Regions from separate parts of the Homo sapiens genome. Here region 1 is linked to region 2. Evidence: read pairs that join two places in POLR2A ChIA-PET (ENCODE). Cell type or tissue: GM12878. All regions are shown on one strand. Region 1 overlaps SLC41A2 (solute carrier family 41 member 2). Region 2 holds the start of NOPCHAP1 (NOP protein chaperone 1).

Evidence for each region. ChIA-PET counts read pairs that join two places held together with the same protein. Peaks named below come from ENCODE experiments on the same cell type or tissue, not always from the same donor. Only the 100,000 strongest peaks of a DNase experiment are listed, where the experiment ranks them.
Region 1: POLR2A ChIA-PET joins it to region 2 with 6 read pairs; 4 of 35 experiments call an interaction of 5 or more read pairs at or near these places.

The regions. Positions count from the first base shown.
Region 1 is chr12:104,869,434-104,871,933 of GRCh38, forward strand. The region is part of intron 6 of SLC41A2 (solute carrier family 41 member 2); the gene reads right to left. Among named protein-coding and RNA genes, the nearest start is that of SLC41A2, 88 kb to the right of the region's middle. In GM12878, no CTCF peak of the experiment used is centred here; a DNase peak (open chromatin) is centred at 1,558.
Region 2 is chr12:104,985,270-104,987,769 of GRCh38, forward strand. NOPCHAP1 (NOP protein chaperone 1) reads left to right here and starts at 1,047. Exons shown (of 4, transcript NM_152318.3): 1 at 1,047-1,198. The coding sequence starts at 1,084. It overlaps LOC105369952 (a long non-coding RNA gene), which reads right to left and starts at 1,101. Exons shown (of 2, transcript XR_007063436.1): 1 at 1,034-1,101. RefSeq lists enhancers at 701-1,213, 1,214-1,724 and a silencer at 1,277-1,526. In GM12878, no CTCF peak of the experiment used is centred here; a DNase peak (open chromatin) is centred at 1,022; H3K4me3 peaks cover 2,199 bases; H3K27ac peaks cover 1,789 bases.

The DNA.
Region 1 (2,500 bases), 120 kb before region 2:
TAAAATGTTAACCTTAGGTGAATCCAGATAAAGAGTATGCAGGGGTTTTTTTTGTACTGTTTTGATTTTTGCAACTATTCTATAAACATATAATTATCTTCAAATAAAAGTTTGTTAAATGTTAAAAAGGTGGGAAAACCATGATAAAACCCAAATTTCCAAATGTTTACTGTAAATGTATTCTACTTCAATTACCTGCCAAATCCAACATGCCCATTCCCACCAAATTAGACCATATGGATAATTCTATAGGACCCTCCTAACTTATTCCTGGCTAACTTCTAATCCAATTTTGATAGGTAGGGAAAATTACAAATATATAAAAAGAGATGCTACAAACATTTCTCTTTTTTGGATATACTGGTGTTTTATAGATGTCATAAAATTAAAGAATTACTTTTAGAAAACCACCAATGACACAATCAACAGAGCAAATAGTCAATTAAAGGCCAACTATGAACTTCCACATTAATATTAAAATGTAAAATCATCTTCCTTCTAAATGAAACACATTTAAAAGATCCTGGTTAAAATAATATTTTGTATTAAAATCTGGGTATATCATAATGGGTATTAGGGTAGGATGAATAAAATCTAGTAATAATTCACAGGACCTGTGAATGCTACCTTATACGGCAAAAGGGGCTTTGTAGAAATGATTAAGTCAAGAATTTTGGGATGGGAATATTATCCTGGATTATTTGTGTGACCCCTAAATATAATTGCAGGTATAGGAGGGAGGCAGGAGCAGATGTGGCTGCAGAAGAGAAGAAAGCAATGTGACCACAGAAACAGAGATTGGAGTCATACAGCTACCAGCCGAGAACACCGGCAGGCAGCTGCCAGAAGATGGAAGAGGCAAGGAACAGATTCTCCCCAAGACCAGAAGGATCCAATCCTGATGACACCTTGATTTTATTCCTATATAACTCATTTTGAATTTATACTTAATTGTAATTGTTCTGGTTTCCAGAACTGTAAAAACAAAACAAACAAAAAAACCCAAAAAACATTTCTATTGTCTTAAGCCACAAGGTTTGTGCTAATTTGTTACAATGGCAATAGATAACTAATACATGCATATTTAAAACTTCTTGGAATTTTAAGCCTAATAAATGTCCATTATACATTAATACTGACTCTGTGATATAGGCAAACTACGGAAAAGTAAAGATTAACACAGCTAAAGTGGTTCAAATCGCTCTGATGCCTCCTAACTGGCAAACATAACTAGCATCTTTTGTGATCCAGTTTTCACATTTTATATTGTTGACGGCATTTCCCAACTGCTGTTATATCATTTCATTAATAGTGTTCATCATTCTCACCCCAAATTCTTCTGAAACATGTAGCTGTTATGATTGACAATTTTTATGTATTAGCTGTTTCTATGTAAACAACAAAGCAATGGGCACTGTAAGTTGTGATTTTTTTCTAAATGCCCCTTAATAATTGATCTAAATTTTCTGAGGGAACTGATACTCTAGAAATCACTCTAACCTAAGATGGTACTGTGCTAAAAATCCCTCAAGCATAGAGACATTCAAGATAAATTTAGATTCTACTCACACCACCACATTAAGGCAGAGATATTCTAGAATGGTCTGTAAATAACCAGGTGGCATCCTTGTTAGTCTCCATAGGAATGCAGTAACCTGAGGCTAATTGCTACTGCTCTTACAGCTTCAGCTAAGCCATCTGTTTAAAGTTAATCTTGAAAAATGAAAAATCAATCAACATTTTGCCTCTCAGATCTCGCCTACAAAGAGAATATCTAATAATTTTTTCAAATCAATAAATATCATGTACACACAAGAATTAGATAGCCATGCAGTTATAAATATGTGAAAAAGAATTTTTTAAATCTTCTTGGAACTTATGCAAACAGAAAGAAAGGAGCAACAATCATGTGAACATATATATATTCCAGTTACTGGCCCAATGTTGAATCTTGTTAATAGCTTTTAAAGATTACTGTATGTTTAAAGATTACTATACGAATGTATAAATGCCTTTATATTGTCCCTGCAAGCCACACAAAAGTATATCAGAATCCAGAGCTTAGATTACTCTCTGAACTTTCTATTTCCATTTGAAATAGATCTTTTCTAGCCATGTGTTGCCATTTTTATTTTTCTATAGTGGTACTAATTCCCAGATACTTTCTGCTAAGATATCCTTCCAATATTTCCCCAATACTATATCCTCATCAAAATGATTTTTTGTTACAATCTATTATGTTATTGGACAATTACTGTGCCAAAATCATTCTGAATAACTTCTAATCACGTTAATTGGAGTGCTTTCAAAAGGAATAAAGCATTTGGTGAAGTACTGTTTATTAAACATCTGTTTTGTATATGGCACTATAGGGTGCTACAAAGAAATAAAATAAGAACGCAGTTTTGTCCTTAAGAAGCTTATATCCTCATAAGAGAAGGTATAACATTTATAGAAAAAGCTATAATGACCAGCCACACATTAAACATGTCACAAGAGA
Region 2 (2,500 bases):
CCTAAAAAGTAGAATTACCCTATTATCCAGTAATCCCATGTCTGGGTATGTATCCCAAAGCATTGAAAAGCAGGGTCTCTAAGAGATATTTGTACCACCATGTTCATTGCAGCAGCGTTCACAATGACCACGAGGTGGAAGCAACCAGCACGCCTGTTGAGAGATCAATGGTAAGAAAATGTGGTATATACATACAATGGCATATTATTCAGGCTTAAAAAAGAAGAGAATCCTGTTATGTGCTACAACATGTCTAAACCTTGAGGGTATTATTTTAAGTGAAATTAGTAACAAAAAGGCAAGTACTGTATGATTCCACCTACATAATGTATCTGAAGTAGTCAAGCTCATAGTAACAGAAAGTAGAACGATGGTAGCTGGGCATGATGGCTCACGCCTGTAATCCCAGCACTTTGGGAGGCCAAGGTGGGTGGATCTCCCGAGGTCAGGAAATCAAGATCAGCCCGGCCAACATGGTGAAAACCCGTCTCTATACAAAAATACAAAAATTAGCCGGGCGTGGTAGTGTGCACCTGTAATCTTAGCTACTTGGGAGGCTGAGGCACCAGCCTGGGCGACAGAGCAAGGCTGTTTCAAAAAGAAAGAAACAAAGAAGAAAGTAGAATGGTGGTTACCAAGGGACTGGAGTAGGGGTAAATGGGTATAAGGTTTCAGTTTTGCAAGATGAAAATGATCTAGAGGTCTGCCACCACTGAATTGTACAACTAAAAATGGTTAAGATGGTAGATTTTGTTACGTGTTTTTTCACCAATTAAAAAAAAATTTAATAAAAAAGGATAAAGAGGAGGGAAGCCTAATGTTATGCTCTTTATGCCCGAATTTGGCGAAATCGAGCCTTGCCCGCTGTTTTTTCCTATGACAGTGTCTGAACCTTTCTTTTTCCCAGGAGTAGGAATGGCCCCTGCTCCCGCGCAGCCTCCAGGCTGCACCACGCTCGCCCCGCCTCTCTCTCCGCTCCTTACTCCGCCCACCGCAGTTTCCTCCAATCGCGGCCCTCTCCCCGCCCCCTTACCCGAGCCTTTTTCCTGCATCCGGGCCTGAGAGTGCAGGCTTGAGGGAAGCATGGAGGTCCATGGCAAGCCCAAGGCTAGCCCGAGTTGTTCGTCGCCCACCCGGGATTCCTCAGGAGTCCCAGTGTCCAAGGAGCTGCTGACGGCGGGAAGCGACGGCCGCGGAGGTGACGGACGGGTGACGGCGGCATGGGCCGCACACGTGCGGCAGAGGAGGCGCGGCCGGTGCAGTTTGGGAGCCGGCCGGTGGCTCCCTGCCCGGGCTCCGTACCCTCGAGGGGAGCCCCGGGGACTGCTGCGGGGCTCCGGCGTGCCCTGCCCGCGGCAGGGGTGGGGGCTTTGGGGCGGGCACCCGGCTGCGGGCCCGGAATGGTTTCCCCAGCTAGTGGTTCTTATATTCTGCAAGGTAGTGAGCGCCCACCCTGCCAGGCGCCGCTGCCAGGCATCTGCCCTGCCCTGGAAGCTGGGAAGCTCTCGAGTTCTTTTGGGGAAGGGAGGGCTTTTGGTTTGGCTGCCTGGGTCGGAGCAGTTGGCTGATAGGGGGAAGCGGAGTAATATTATGCTAACAGTCCCTACCTCTTTCACACCCACACAGACCACCCCTTAGTGCTGCTGTCTTGTAGAGGGAGACATGCATCCAGGAAATCCACACAGCATTTCAGACACTATAGGTAGAATTTAAAAGCACGAGTTCGAATCCCAGCTCCACTAGTAATTAACTGGTGGGACTTAGAGTTATTTTCATTCCCTAAGCCTCAGTTTTTGCATTTGGAAAATGGTGATAGTAGTAATGCCTGTAGAATTTTTGTGAGGAGGAGAATGCCTAAAAAGGCTTGGGCATGTTGTCAGTAAATACTAGCTTGAAGAAAAGGTTTTGTGAGAACCCAGAGATTCCGAAGGAAGTATAATAATGATAACCAAAGCTTATGTAGTCCTTACTATGTATGCCCCAGAAACTAACTCATCTAATCCTCACAACAACCCTTTGCAGAAAATCTGTTATCTCTGTTTTATAGTTGAGGAACCTGAGACATGATTTATCATACAGGTAATTTACCTTCTGGAGATCATGTGGCTAGAAAGTAGCAAAACTGGGACTTGAATTCAAGTAGTCTGGCTCCAGACTCTGTGCTCTGATCACGAATCCAGTAGGCCTTAAGTAGTAGGCATTCAATGGATGTTTGTTGCGGCTCTGCTTTGCAGGTGAACAGGATTTGTTTTTTAACCAGAGAGTTAAGGGATTTTCCGGGTATTAGAAATAGGGTGTGCAAAGCCTTGAGTTTTGTACGTTCCCCTCTTGGAACTCTGATGGGATAGAGAGTTGGGATGATTTGAGTAGTGAGAAATGAGGCTGGAAAGGTAGAGTGGGTGACAAAATCCCCAAAAGGCTGCTTTCCTTGGGTTGAACGTCTTCAGGGAAGGGGAAATACCAGGCAAGCATGTTTTACTAATGAAGAAACAAATGCTTG